Linked DNA regions of Mus musculus: region 1 is linked to region 2. The links are chromatin loops, found by intact Hi-C in ENCODE. Cell type or tissue: heart. All regions are shown on one strand.

Region 1 (8,000 bases), 84 kb before region 2:
TTGACCCCTAATCAAAACAGAAGTTTTATTCCAAACCATTTCACATATTGATACAGGCGCCTCATATGTTGGGGTCCATCCCAAGGGCAGCTTAGAAATAAAATACCATAAATGCTTATACACAGTTGCAGGAAGTGCTGCTCGGTGGTTGGTTTAGGTCCAAGCTTACTGTAGGTAACTATTTAAAACAGTTCTACTAACTTCTGCCATGATTGGTTTCCAAGGGCACAGAACATAACAGTATATGTAATCAACTTGAACATGAGAAAATTTCCTAGTAACAGCAGAAACAACATATGAGAAAGTTTTCTTATAATATTAGTAACACCAGAAAATGGCATGCCAGCTAGTTAACGTTACCTAAACCTTAATATTTTGCCTAGGCCTTAAATATACCAGATATTAAGGTGCTAGGGCATTTTTCCTAACAGTCTAATGGCTGTTTGAAAATCTTCTCCCTTCTCTGGCCTCCTGAGCATGCACTCATCAGTCTAAAAAATAGTTCCCTGACCAATGTCAGGATTAGCTGGCAATTTGCTAGTAGGTAAACTCCAGGGCACCACCCAGATTATATGAGAAACTGAGTTGGCAACTAGCACCTTGTGCTTTATTGAGCCTTTCCAGTGATGAAGAAGACAGATGTTTGAGAACCATGATCAATAACTATGCTCCTCAAAACAAATGGGCATCTGGACTGGCTGAGCAGTGCACCTTGGGTGCCAATTCTGCTCATCTGTCCACACCATTTTGTAGAGAAAGGCTTCTGACCCTTGTTGCACTGAAGTGTAGTTTGGAGAGGTGTATCCTGTGGTTAACATTGCTCTCTTACAAATCACACATACGACTTCTTTCTATAGGCATCTGTTTAAATATGCATTGGCTGCATCATTTGCCATGCTGGGCTGTTATTATTCACTTGCTTGTCTGTACTTTCTCCTGGTTTGTCAACTTGTTGATGGCAGGAGGTATGTACGCTTGGCACACAGACGTCTCTTGATAATGCATAACAGAGAAAGATTCTACAGCTACCTCCGTGTAGCTTGTCAGCATGAGAGATATTGAAAGTAACTTCTCTATTTTTTTTTTTTTTTTTTGCTTTGGTTTGGTTTTTGTTTGTTTGGGTTTTTTTTCAATCTTCTGAGAGTTGCTTTCTGTCATCATGATGGACTAGTTCAGTGTTTAAGAATAAAACTCCTCCATCCTAGCCAAAAATAAGATCAGTGAGGCTGTGTCTTGCAGAGGGTGAGAGTAAAATTAAGCTGATTTTTTGTTTGTTTGTTTGGCTGCTCACAAGATATGAAAAGGAGATTAACAGTTTTCTTTGAGTCAGAAATGGACAGTTCTCACAAGGAAACCATGCTTCCAACATAGAGACTTTCAACACTGTGTCTCAAAAGGTGTCTAAAAGTGGAGCAGGACTGTTCTTATCCTTTTGTTCAGAATAATATGACAAATATAGTGGATTATTCCTTCATTCTGTTCCTCCAAGTAAATCCTCCCTTGAGGAAATATGCTTACTTAGCCTGTGAAAATGGCCAATATCAGACCTCAAGGAAAGAGCTTTCATTGGAGGTCATTGTTCCACCACACTGTGCCACTTTGAATAATTGAAAGCTGATCTTATCATGGTAATTTGGGGAAAAGCTAAGGACAACCAGCAGTATCCTACTGACTTAATCTTATCTCTAAACTCAGAGAAAACCTGCTTGAGAGACTACACCACCTGTCCAAGCAAAAAGCAAGCCCTGTGTTGAAAATAGCCCTCTGATTGAACTTTGGTAAAGACTATAGTATAAAATAAATCTAAGTGGGCTAAGCCTCCCCATTCGGAATCCAGTATTAATCACTTGAAAAATCTCTCCCTGCAGATGCAGATTCTGTTTACTGTAGTTATCAGTTTCAGTGGTGCCTAGGAAAGACCTCCACAGTGAAGAACACTGCCCAGAGCATTGTTTTCTCTGACCAAGGTGAGCTTGCCTTATCCACGCTGCAGAAGGCAGCTGGCTGCACTGCATGTTCATTAACTGTTTAATTATGATGTAGTCCGCCACCAAACATTTTCTCTCCAACGTCTGAGTTCATTTCACTTGCAGTCATAGGAACTAGTCTGCTGGAATGATTTCCAGCAAAGTCTTGTTTTAAATTAAGACTAGCTTTTACAGATCCTGCAGCAGTAGGAAATGCATTGTTCCTTGCAGACCTCCAGGACTATAAATCTCCCCCATGGAATGGGCTGCTCTCTGGGCTAGTGTCCAGAGCAGCAGGGAACAGGGTAATTACCTTGTGGTGTTGTCACTCTCTCTCCTACCAAAGCTTTTGGTTTTCCTCTTTAAATTTTAAAATGGAAATTCTGTGTTAATATGAAAAACAAGCATTCCATCAAGCTCAACCACACCCACCACTGGGTATCTTGTTCCTTGGGGGATTATCAGGAAAAAGGATCCGAAATGCATCTGCAATCTTTACTTTTGCCTTTTCCCACTCTTTAGTCCAAGAGAAACCGGGTGATAATGGAAGAAGTATATATGCAGTTTCATTTATGTCTCAGAGAATGAAAATTTGCCTGATCCCATCTAAACCGTATGAGGTCATGAGGTCCTACAACAAGGAAGTTATTTAAGGTTTAGGCCTTAAAAGTGAAGGGTTGTAGAGAGTAGTAGAAAACTTAATTTATTGCTTTCAGAACAGGCTACACTAAATTGCTACTTACTCAATGGCCAAATTAACACAGGTACCCCGACTATTCTGGAAGACAGCACTCATTCATTCATTCCATACGGTTGACTAAACAAAGGAAGGACTCTCATGTTGTGCTATAATCACCCTGTGTGCATTCAGAGTTCACACTGAAGTAGTCTTTTCCGGATGAAAGTGCGTTCCCAGATTCTAGCCACTTAATAGGAAAACCCGAGGACAGTTTAACAGCTGCTTACACTTGGGCAGGCCTGATGATTTATTCTGATGTAACAAACAATAGGATCTAAATGAGGTTTAAGAAGAAAGAACAAGGAAGGAAAGAAAGTTTGGCAACTCTGCCTATCCGGGGGCCTCCTCTCAGTGTTAATGTGAGAAAAGGAAATGGTATTTTTATTTTCATTAAAATGCAAAAAGCATCAAAGTCAGAAAATAGATCATCTTTCTTTCTGCCTGGAAGCAAACAGAAGCAGATGAGTATGTGCTTTCTGCCTGGTGTCGCTAGAGGCTTCTCTGACACAGATCCATTGTCTGGCATAGTTGCCTGAGAGGAGACGTGAGGGCCGGGATACTCACTGTCCATGAAGGACATCCAAATACCCTGTTGTTTCTGCAGAGTGCTTCATTCATTCAATCACTCACTCCACAAGTCTATAGACATCTGCAGAGAAGTGGCACTTATAAGTTCTAGGGATGAAATGATGAGCATGTTGTGATAATATTGTCAGTCTGATGGAAGGGACAGATGGGCAAGAAACTGTAACAGAGTGTTTTAAGTCTCATATGTAAGAGTTTTAAGAGCTTATTCAAGCAGAGCCTCACCTCAAACTTGGGACACCAGGGAAGACTATGGAAGACACTCACTATCTAGGTTGACATTTGAAGGAGTTAGCTGAAGGACACCCTTATGATCCACACTAAAGAGATTAAATTCCATTAAATGGTCTCATGAGCTCCTTTCTGGACACCTTTGAAACTCTGTAAGGACAGTTCTCACAGAGGAGAAACCCACACAACACATGGCCTCTCTCTCTCTCTCTCTCTCTCTCTCTCTCTCTCTCTCTCAATTCATTTATTAATTAGTATATATGTGTGCTGGGGGAAGCATTATGTGCATATAAGCTAGTGCCCACAGTCTTGGATCCCCCTGGACTTGTAGTTACAGTTGATTATGCGTGCTGAGAACCAAACCCAATTATTTTCAATAGGAGTATGAATGTGTAGGGCTCATATCTTCAACCCCAGATGATACCTCTCAGATGCATCAAGAAACTGAAGTGATTTGATCATAGCTCCCTACACTACAATTGATGATCAGCTTTCAAAATGCAAAGAACGTCCATTATTTTGTAAATGCATGTATTTCTTTACTAGAGAGGAATAACCCAGCAAGAGAGCAGAGTTCTATTCAAAACCCAATACTCTAAAACGAAACTACCACGATCTACTCCAACATTCTGGGACTCTGCACCACTGGCAAATTATTGTCATGATAGATAGATGTTGTAACAAGCAGGAGTTTGGGTCATAACAATGTACATTTCAAAGCATTTACTCTCTTTTTTAAACTAAATTAATGCAAAACATCATGCCAGTTAGCAAGATAACTGAGTATAACAATTGTGCCTTCTTTGTAGCAGGACAAGCATTTTTTTTTTCATCACCTGATAAAATTTGGAATCAACTGCACACAAATTTTTCTGAATAGAAATGATAGAAAACAAAAGTTCTTTCTTTGAAGAACCACATAAAGACTGTAGGGACAGGAATTGTGATAGTCAGTGTCGTAGGGCTTCCATTGCTGTGAAGAGACACCATGACCATGGCAACTCTTATAAAAGACAACTTAGTGCGGTTGGCTTAGTTTCAGAGGTTCAGTCCATTATCATAGCAGGAAGCATGACAGTGTGCAGACAGGGATGATGCTGGAGAAGGAGCTGAGAGTTCTACATCTTTATCCAAAGGCAGCAGAAGGAGACAGGTCTCGAAGCCCAACCCCCACAGTGATATACTTCCTCCAACAAGGCCACACCTCCTAATAGGACCAAGCATATTCAAACCATCACAGTCAGTGTCAGGTTTGGTATATGCTGTCAGGTTTGCTTCATGCTGTGGGAATAAGCATCTATTAATTGAGACAATTGTGGGAAGCCCATAGTGCCTAGGTGACAAAAGCCCACAGATAAGTGAGGTCCAGATGCTGTATGATGTCATAAGTTTGTCACAGAGTGACATACAGCACACGATGGGGGAAATGTTCAGAGAAAGTCAAGAGTGAGGGGCAGGTGCCCTGTGCTTAGTCTGAGGGTGTGTAGCAGGTTAAAAGAGACTGAGGCAAATTCACCCAGGACCCATGATGAATATGATCTTCTTTGGAGAATGAAAGGTCTTTATGAATGAAAGTAAACATCATGAGATGAGATCATACAGGAATCCTGCTATTGTTGCCTCAGTTACTATTCTTAGACAGAGGAGAAGGCAGTGTGCAAACATGGGTAGCTATTGTAGTTGGGTTGACAGAAGTCAAAACATGCTTAGTGAAGCCAAAGGCTGTAACAGGCAGTAAAGGGTTCTCCCCTGGGGCTATCAGGACTGGGCAAGGACAGGCCAACATCTTCATCTCAGACTTCTTCCCTTCAGAAGTGTGAGGATTAAATTTCTTTTTTTTTTACTGATATAAGACATCAAATTGTTGGTAATTTATTATGCTAGCCACAGGAAGCTAATGGATAATAGAACCATAAGGAATCCAGGGAGACTTCGGAAAGAGGTGTTTGTGTTTAATTTGCTCATGATTGAGTTGATGTGACCAAAGAGGAAAGGGTATGCATAAACACACAGCACAGTAGGGCTGAGCCCTTTGCCTTGAGCTACCATTTGTATTTTGAAGACTTAGTTCCCACAAGCATATTGACAGCCTGGAGGAAAGCTGTGCTCTTTCCCCCAAAAGGTCAGACTTTCCTGTCTTTGTGTTTGATGTGGAGAGGATAGAATGTGTCCAGGGCATATTTTGAAAGCCCTGCTCTTACTGTCCTGGGAGGTTAGAACTCCTCCATCATCCACATGAAGCCAAACCGCCACATTGTCCAAGCTCCCCTTCTGTGTTTTACTATAAGTTTATGATCGTATGATCATAATTGTAATTTTTACTAATTGACAATTCTTATGATTTCTTATAATGACTAGTCTCTTTCTATTTCTCTGTAGCTGCTAAAGGCTACTGTCCTGTTTTTAGGAGTTTCTCTTTGGGCAGCGATTTCAACACTGACAGGAAGTGTGACAATTCAAGTGTTTAATAAAACAGGTATGAAATAAGTTGGGGCTTGTCTAAATGGCTGTGTTCTATCCGGATATTAGAAGAAGAATCAGGCTCAGCATGGTGAAGGGAACCCTGGAAGAATGACCCAGGAGCACCTTTTTGTTTTGTCAGAGCCTGGCATGGTGCCCAAACCTCTGTTATCAGCCTATCTTAGACTTCACTTCTGAGTTGGGCCTCTTACTTCTGCCTGTTTTGAGTTTTGTTCTCCATACCTCCAAACTCCTGAATTGTGGCTAAGCAGGCTATCATTACAAATTCTGAGCCAGATGAGGATGTCCCTAGCATCCAGCCTGAGCCTTACTGAGGATACTGAAATTTTCCCTTTGGATGGTCAGAGAAAAACACAGGACTCTAAAACATAACCTCACATGTATGTTCTGTTTGACCAATCCAAATTATCACCAGGCAACAACCAAGCTAGCCGTAACTGGAAAGATGGCTTTCCTTAGACAAACTCTTCTGCTTCTTTCCCACCCAATCAACCCATGACCCAAATTCTCATCTTTATGGTGATAAATTTAAAGTAAATAAATAATTCTTAGTGCTCTGGAACAACCCATGAGCATTCCCAGATCATCAGTCCTAATTTGGTTTATGCTGGAATTTCTGTACTCATAACCAAAGCAATTTATAGCAAGAATTTCTTCTCCAACAAGCATTTAAACTGATTAGAATTCAATGTCTCCGTCTCTGCCTCTCTCTTGCTTCCTCCTCCCTCCCCTATTTCCTCTCTTCTCCCTTTTCTATAGTGTGCTGTGGTTGTTTGTTTTATAGATTAGGCTTGGTTTTAAAGTACCTGTAAATCTTTCCCTTAAGGAAAGGACAGATTGCTGATCTGTATGCAAATGATATACTTGCCTGCCTTAAAAATTTAAGATTGACTTTGGCTTGACCCCATGCTTTATCCCTCAGTAGAGATCTATGAAAAGATATTTATAATACCTGTGGACATAGTGTACGATACCGGTGGGAATTCTCTTCTACAGCAGATGAATAGCAGAACCATGCACAGACTGAAACTGATTTACATAGCTGCATCTCACTGTAGCATTCTGGAGTTCCTCCCTATCATATACCTAAAAATACCATAATTTGCTGGAGATGCAAAGAATATAAAAAATGGACACATATAATATTATATCATCTTTCAATCTTTATAATATAAATTTGTTTTGCTTGATTTATATATAAATAGTGGTTTTGAGAAAAAAATTAAGCATTTTTATAATGACTTTTTTTTCTACCTGTGGGGAAAGATATAAAATCTCATTCGTTTTGGAAGTTCTTGTGTTTTCAAATAGATATCTCAGTGCATGGCAGCTTTCAGCACTCAGGGAGATTTTCTTTGTTTTGTATCTTGAGACTCTCAAATTGCCTTAAAAATTAGAATAGACAGAGCAGAACATTGACTTGGGATGAAATATAAACTTCTTTGTATGCCTTTCTCAAACTCAAATTTTATCAACATTACTGAAAATAAGACCAGTTCACTTAAAAATTCCAGAGGAATCCAAAGGATAAAATTGAATAAGATTAGCATACCGATTCTTCTGTTACAACAAGCGGTTCTCATTCCGAACTTCAGGACCACACTGCTGCAGAGTAACACTTAATACTTTTTAGTGTATAGCTTTTATTTCCATGGTAGCATGACAACTGTCCAATGTTTTCATAAAAAAAAAAGAAAAAAGAAAATTCTCCACTGAGAAAATAGTTAGAATTTCAGCCTCCTCTTGTGAGTGTTCAGCTGGTAGAACTTCTGAATACATGTGTGGACTGAGTGAATGAATCAAATGAATGAATGAATCATTTACTTTTCATTTTATGATAGGAAAAGCTTTACAGAAATTGAATGGGTCATCCTCTGCTTTAGTTACATTTTTATTGTTGTAATCAGGCATCAGAAGAAAGAGTTTATTTGGGACTTAACAGTTTCAGAGGGCAAGTCCATGACCATGTTGGTGGGGAACATGGTGGCAGGCAGGAG
Region 2 (8,000 bases):
CTCCCCCATGATTCCTCTTCTCCATTATGTTTATTTGCCTCATCCCCAAGATTCTGCTGTTTGACTTTTCACCCACGTCCCAGAACTACCACAAACTGTAAACGAGGAAGGAAGAAGTTAAAGGAGCAAATGTGATGACAGCGCTCGTGCCTAGAATGAAGGAGGCCTGGGTAGTTCTTCAAGGTGCGAAAAATTAACATAATGAAATATTATGAAAGCAGCCTTATAATTATGCATACCCCAACACTACTAAATAAAATATTAGTTTATCAACAGGGAGGTTGAATTAAATTGAACTTTTTCTAATTTTGGGTCCCAAACCATGACAGCCTGGATTTCTAAAGATGTGCCTTCCTCAACATTGTTTATAACTGTATTGTCCTCAGTGTCCTGTGGCATGATTTCTCACAGAAAATGTAAGGTAAGAAAGCTCCCTTTCCATATTTTTAGTGTTTAGGGTCATAAAAGAATAACAGAAATTATTCCTGATAGGCAAAATTCCATCTGCTGCATTCCCCTGGATAAGCCAAGCATGTGTGCAGCAATCCCCCTACATGCCTACAGCACACACTTATTACAACTGCCTTGGCTGGCTGTGCTTCCCCAACTCCGATTGAAGCAGCTTACAGGTATGTGGTGGAATTAAATAGAACCAGCCCCATTCTGTCATCGAGCAGCTGAGGTCACAAGTCCAGGCAATACGCAATGGGACAGTGTCCAGAAGTCCACTCATGCTGACTGTCATCGGCATGATCTATGGGTGGCCCAGTATGGTTTTACGTTTGGGAGGGAGTCAGGTAAACCCTCTGTCTAGCCGAAAAAAAGAGAGAGAATGGTATTTCTAGCTAGAGTTCTTCATGAAAAATGTTATTTAAAAGAAAGTCTTACCCAGCCCATACCTGGTGACAGGCAAGTACAGATTTGACAATAGCTGCTTACTTTTTCACTTACTCAGAGTAAATGAGGAGTATTTCTGTGTGTAAAGAGAAATGTTTGCTCACTTAAGTGCTTGTCAATAACACAGTCAAAGCCCTAGGAGAGAAAAAAATCAAGAAAAGCAAATCAAGGAAGCACAGACTAAAAACACATTTTTCAGGGTAGATAATAGCAGCCACAACAATGATGATAATTTGATATAGCAGATAGTATATCCAGTATTTCAAATGATTAGCCTGTTGTTATTTGAAAGTAACTTCAGAGAGAGACAAATGTGATATTTAAAAATATTTTATTGTTGAAGGTTAGGCGGTATCCATCTGGAGACTAAAGAGATTAGTGATTGTAATTGAAAGCAGAAGCAAGCTATCCAGGGCCTTTATATCCAATTTCTCATTTTGTAATGATGTGGCTCTAATTCTGCAGATGAATTAGATAGCATCTACACAGTAGAAAAACATCCAGTTGAAAAATTGTTAATTTAGCCAAATGATATTTAAAAACACAGTATAATGCCAAATTTTTAATGGATTCATTTTTATTTCATGGCCTCATTCCACATTGTTGATCAACTCTTTCCCTGATGACCGATTGTATTTGGCTTATCCTATGGCTAAACCTTTCATCTAGTATACACATTTGTGTCATACAAAAATATCATTTGACTCTGATGATTTTATCTTTCTGGAGTATAATAGTGAACTATTTTGGTAGAATGTTGAACCCATCTGTGTCAATGAGAAAATGTTAAGCCAAAAATAACTTCTTCCAAGTTGGACCTTAAGGAAAATATGCATATTGTGTTCAAGTGCATAAAAGTTTAACAGTCATAACAGCAAAGAGTAAAGGAGAATTTTGAGGATAATTCTGTAATATTCCTTAGGAGCATATGTATGAAGAATATGAATGAAGTCTGGCTTACTGTAATTTAAGAAATAAAAAAGATCCTGGAAGAAAATCTGTCATCCCAATACTTGTTTTAAGATAAAGGTTTATGCTCTAAAACCATGCATATGCAGCCAAAACAATTTATTACTAGGGTGGGTGGGGATTTTGTGGTTGTACTCTTGCATGGGAAAAAGCAACACACAAGATTAATATTTTAAAAGTTTACTTAGAAAGAAAGCACTACTGGCCTCCAACATACTATGCACCAGTCTTCCCCTCTGAACAATTTTTACAGACAAAATTACAGGTTGTGGGGGTTATTGTATAATAAAGAATCCATCTGACAGATGTTTAACTCTAGTTGGACTGGTTGTTGCAACTGCAATTTATGCATAGATACTGATTCTAATTAAGTAATAGCAGAGGTTGCCTTTGAATTTATGAGGCTATAATCAGCTCCCTTGTGCTCAATAAATGCCACAGCTACAGTCTGTGGTGTTAATTTCACACTACAGTGGGAACTAGTGCTTGTTGCCAGATATACTCATAAGTCACAGGCAATTTGGGTTATTGCTGTAGTGTGTGCTGCATGGAGAAATGAACTAATCATGACCACTTGCTAAAGTCATTATTGAGTGTTTTGTGTATGAGAACTCTTTCGACATTGACGAAGCATTGTGTGAGAGTTGGTCTTTTCCTCCAAATCAATTCCAGATTAAATATACATGCTTAATTCTCTGGGAAAATAGCAACAAAAGCCACCCCATGCATCTTTAGCTATCTGGCAATTGCAGTACATGTGAACTTGAGGTTTTCCCTATAAACTACCTCTTGTGTGTTGGTTCCCATAGGATGATGCTTGTATGTGTCATTTCAGTATGGAGTATTTCATGCGACAACATGAACAGATTTTATCAGTGCCATGAGCTTGCTGGGGAATGTGCTCTCTACCTTCCTAGTTTCCTGAACCTAAGGTGTTGACTCAGTCGCTCTCATTGAACCTCACTACTACAGTTGCTTCTTTAAAATGTCACATGTACAATCATGAACAAACTATCTCAAATAAACAGAGTAGCTGTCTGCATTTTACCTTTGACCTTTGTCTCAGAAGAGTTACTTCTGCCCATTGGGTTTTGAGAAATCTTACCTAGGACAGAATAGTATTCTACAATTTATCTTACTGCCAGTGGTGATTGTGTTCAAACAGTAGCTATTGGTTTTAAAGGGTAAAGACCAATGAGTGCAAGGTAAACTATTAATTCTGTGGACAGCATCCCGTGGCAGAGACCACAGGATTTTGTTGTGTGCCCATTTATATCATTTCCCGGGGAACCCACTAGACTCTGGTGCAGTCAACAACATAATAGGAGAAACGTGTTTTCTCCTTCAAAGCAAGCATAAAAGGCTGATGACTCCTTGTGTGATGTGAGACCTGAAAAAATCAAGATGCCAAGAGGGACAGAAAGTGGTCTAGGAGTAACTGTCTCATTACATATCTTTCAAATAAAGTGACAGAAAAATCAGACATTTCCTATATTGCTTTCCATGTTCTCTTGAGATAAAGCTCTTCGTATACCTGAAATATCTTCAAGGTGTAACTGAAGCTCCTCTTTTGGTAACATGCTGGAAATGTGTATAGGAGGCACACATGCATGTATGGATGCCTGTGCATGTTCATGTACATACAGAGGAATTAGGGAACAATGTCATTATTCCTTTTATTAACGCTTCATGGGCAGATATTATGAACTCAAGGTGACTTTTTTTTTTTGTCCAAGTCGGACTATGTGCCTGTCTCTCCTCATAGACTTGCTTCCGTGTTCATCCTCAGAAGCACGTTCTTTCTTTCTTTTTTTTTTTTCAAGGTGACTTTTAATCATGTGTTTTCTTCATCTAATTCAATGCAAAAGGGAAAGTTTATTATTTTTATACAGATATGTAAACAAACATCAATACAGTGGTAGCATTATAGGAGAGAGGCCAGGAAGTAAGTAGATGAGCCATATTACAAAACTGCTTTGATATATATGTTTTGGTATAGATGCAGAGCCTTACTTCTTGGGAGAAAGATGGACAACTTTAACAAATCTTGCTTATGGAATAGTCAGAAGTAACGGTTAGTATGTAATGGCCACAGAGGGGTACCAGACAGGTCTCTTCTGCAAACAAATGCTGAGCAGCATTGCTAGGTGATAGATTCTGCTGACTGCCACCCTGCCAACACCCCAGAGTTCATGAAATAGGCCTCTAGTCTTCCTAGACTCTGACTTGGAAGGGGGCATCAGGAGAACCACAGAATGTCTGCAACCTCTGCTCAGAGATTCCTCCGCAGCTGCTTCTATCCTCCATCCTCACCTCTCAACACTGAGGATCGCTAGTCCCACTTCGCTATCAGAATCTTCTTTCTTCCTTCTTCTATTGAGTCCTTTCACCAAATGCAATCTTCAGATATTGCCAATGCCCACTGTAATCTAAGAACGTCCTCTGATTGAAAGCCACTGGCCTAAAGCAAGAAAGTTCTCCTAGGGGCTGGAGAGATGCCTGAGAAGGTAAAGGCTGGTGAGCCTCTTTCATCTCCAAGGTCTAGAAGAAAAGAGCCAATGCCTGCAAGTTTTCTTCTGGGTTCCACAGGCATGATCTAGCAATACAAGGTTGAAAGAAGGAAAGAAAGAGAGGGGAGGAGGGAGGGAGGGAGGGAGGGAGGGAGGGAGGGAGGGAGGGAGGGAGGGAGGGAGGGGGAGGAAGGAAGGAAGGAAGGAAGGAAGGAAGGAAGGAAGGAAGGAGGGAAGGAAGGATGGCAGGAAGTAGGAAGGAAAGAACGAAGGAATGAAAAGAAAGGTAGACAGATATATAAAGATGGATAGATAGATAGATAGATAGATAGATTCAATTAAAATGAAAATAAAGAAAAGTTTCTCTAGAGAGGGCCAGTTATTTGCTGCTTTACCTCCTGTGTCCTGTAGCTGCCAGTGTTCCTGTGTGTCTCCCTCTGCAGTATAAGCTCCCCAGAGGAATTGTGCTTTCATACTTACTAGATTTCCCCAAGCCCTTTTTTGTCCCTTTGTAAACAGTCCTCATCTACATGTTCACCCAGAGTAAGGAGAAAAGGCAAAGAAAGAGGACAGAGCAGCATGGGGGCAAAGGCAAACAGTGAGATAGCTGTGAAAGGAAGGTGGGAGGGGTCACTCCCAGAGCTAGTTTTCCCTGGCTATGTTTGGCTATCTCTAGTCCATTGTTCCTTATCTGGCCTTACTATATTTATCCTTTCCTTTTCTTCTGCCTCCCTCTCCCACCCTCTGTCCCTTCCTTTCTTCCTTCCTGCACTATTTGCTTGTTGAGAAAGTGTTCATTTATTACACCCAAAGTCTCGAAATCCTCCTGGGGTTTGAGGTCTTTGAAGCCCCTTTCCAGACAACAGCTGGCTGCTTCTGTCCCTCCCTAATGATTGACAGCAGCTAGCCATCAAACTGTGATCTCAGACACTGGGCACTGCTCTAGAGTGAATGTTTTTCTTCTTATTCTTTTTTTTTGGACTAAAAATATAAAAAGAAAAGGAATAACACATTCTGAATAACACCCATTCCCTAATGTAGAAGGCAAATGAGAATGCCATTATCCAGCCCCAGTGCCCCCCTCCCAGACACACACCCCCACCCAGGCACAGCCCTCCCGAGCCCCAGCCCTCCCCAGGCACAGCTCTTCTAAGGACAATGAGTAGTGCTCCCAGAGCCTTTAGACATGCCATTGTTCGATGCCTGGGAGATTTGGAAAGTCATTTATCTGCTTACTAAAATTATTTAAGACTCAGATTAATCAGAACAACAACAATCATAGGCACAAAGAGAAAGAAACAAAAGAAACCAAATGCTTGACCTGTGTCTAGCTCGTTTTTGCTCTTGAACCCTAGATTCCTCTGATTTTGAGAGTGGAACCACCAGATTTTTTTCTTTTTAATTACAGAGCCACACTAGGATATACCTCCAGTTTGCACACTAAATGCTTCTTTATTTGCCCTAAATCTGTTCTCTGGATAGAGGTTTGCCAGGCTTTGTATGTTTTTAACTTCTAGAGTCATAGCAATATTTCATAGTCTACATAAGAGCTAAAAATACACCTGATGCTCCATCTCTGACAATCTCACTTTGCTGCAGTGACCCAAATGGAGTTTCATGGAATCCTAAATTTGTAAGGGGGGAATTAATTATTAAACCCACTGGCTCCCAAATTTAGTTAATAAAGCATCTACTAAGAGTACTTGTCAAGAATTCAGATTCTGATGAAGTTTGGAAATACACAAAATTTACTCATTGTTAGGTAAGGCATAAGTGCTATGTGGTAAATCCACTCATCTTCGGGCTACAGATCAGTGAATTTTGGTCACCAATACAGACTTTTAACACATGCTACATATCAAAGATACAAAATAGTTGCATAATCTCGGACACCTGGGTCCCTTTGCAACTTTTCTTTCTTCCTTATTCCATCTATAGCCCCAGTACACACTTCTTATGCCTATTTTGACTCTGTAATTGTGCCTTCTACAGAATTTTGCACCAACAAAACCATAAAACAGAGAGTTTTGTGTTGCCCTCTCTTCCCTGGCATACGATTCATGGGCCTTCTCTGCAGACTTTGCCGTTGAGTTAGCCAGTGCTGGTGACCTGTGGAGTTTCTTGGCCATGTGTTAGAAAGCACTAATCTGCTTCAAACTCTGTTTTAGAAGTGAAGGTATTGAAATTGTCCCATGTATCCTATCAGACCACCATGGCCTAAGACTGATCTTCAATAACAACATAAATAATGGAAAGCCAACATTCACGTGGAAACTGAATAACACTCTTCTCAATGATACCTTGGTCAAGGAAGAAATAAAGAAAGAAATTAAAGACTTTTTAGAGTTTAATGAAAATGAAGCCACAACGTACCCAAACCTATGGGACACAATGAAAGCATTTCTAAGAGGGAAACTCATAGCTCTGAGTGCCTCCAAGAAGAAACGGGAGAGAGCACATACTAGCAGCTTGACAACACAACTAAAAGCCCTAAAAAAAAGGAAGCAAATTCACCCAAGAGGAGTAGACGGCAGGAAATAATCAAACTCAGGGGTGAAATCAACCAAGTGGAAACAAGAAGAACTATTCAAAGAATTAACCAAACGAGGAGTTGGTTCTTTGAGAAAATCAACAAGATAGATAAACCCTTAGCTAGACTCACTAAAGGGCACAGGGACAAAATCCTAATTAACAAAATCAGAAATGAAAAGGGAGACATAACAACAGATCCTGAAGAAATCCAAAACACCATCAGATCCTTCTACAAAAGGCTATACTCAACAAAACTGGAAAACCTGGACGAAATGGACAAATTTCTGGACAGATACCAGGTACCAAAGTTGAATCAGGATCAAGTTGACCATCTAAACAGTCCCATATCACCTAAAGAAATAGAAGCAGTTATTAATAGTCTCCCAACCAAAAAAAGCCCAGGAACAGACGGGTTTAGTGCAGAGTTCTATCAGACCTTCAAAGAAGATCTAATTCCAGTTCTGCACAAACTATTTCACAAAATAGAAGTAGAAGGTACTCTACCCAACTCATTTTATGAAGCCACTATTACTCTGATACCTAAACTACAGAAAGACCCAACAAAGATAGAGAACTTCAGACCAATTTCTCTTATGAATATCGATGCAAAAATCCTCAATAAAATTCTTGCTAACCGAATCCAAGAACACATTAAAGCAATCATCCATCCTGACCAAGTAGGTTTTATTCCAGGGATGCAGGGATGGTTTAATATACGAAAATCCATCAATGTAATCCATTATATAAACAAACTCAAAGACAAAAACCACATGATCATCTCATTAGATGCAGAAAAAGCATTTGACAAGATCCAACACCCATTCATGATAAAAGTTTTGGAAAGATCAGGAATTCAAGGCCCATACCTAAACATGATAAAAGCAATATACAGCAAACCAGTAGCCAACATCAAAGTAAATGGAGGGAAGCTGGAAGCAATCCCACTAAAATCAGGGACTAGACAAGGCTGCCCACTTTCTCCCTACCTTTTCAACATAGTACTTGAAGTATTAGCCAGAGCAATTCGACAACAAAAAGAGATCAAGGGGATACAAATTGGAAAAGAGGAAGTCAAAATATCACTTTTTGCAG

The links. A loop is a pair of places that touch in the nucleus more often than their neighbours do. Peaks named below come from ENCODE experiments on the same cell type or tissue, not always from the same donor. Only the 100,000 strongest peaks of a DNase experiment are listed, where the experiment ranks them.
Region 1: a loop joins it to region 2, with 2.0 times the contacts of the local background. A loop is called at or near these places in 2 of 42 quality-filtered maps.

The regions. Positions count from the first base shown.
Region 1 is chr19:18,183,518-18,191,517 of GRCm38, reverse strand. No RefSeq gene overlaps it. Among named protein-coding and RNA genes, the nearest start is that of Gm22880, 320 kb to the right of the region's middle. In heart, no CTCF peak of the experiment used is centred here; no DNase peak of the experiment used is centred here.
Region 2 is chr19:18,099,149-18,107,148 of GRCm38, reverse strand. No RefSeq gene overlaps it. Among named protein-coding and RNA genes, the nearest start is that of Gm22880, 240 kb to the right of the region's middle. In heart, no CTCF peak of the experiment used is centred here; no DNase peak of the experiment used is centred here; H3K27ac peaks cover 1,988 bases.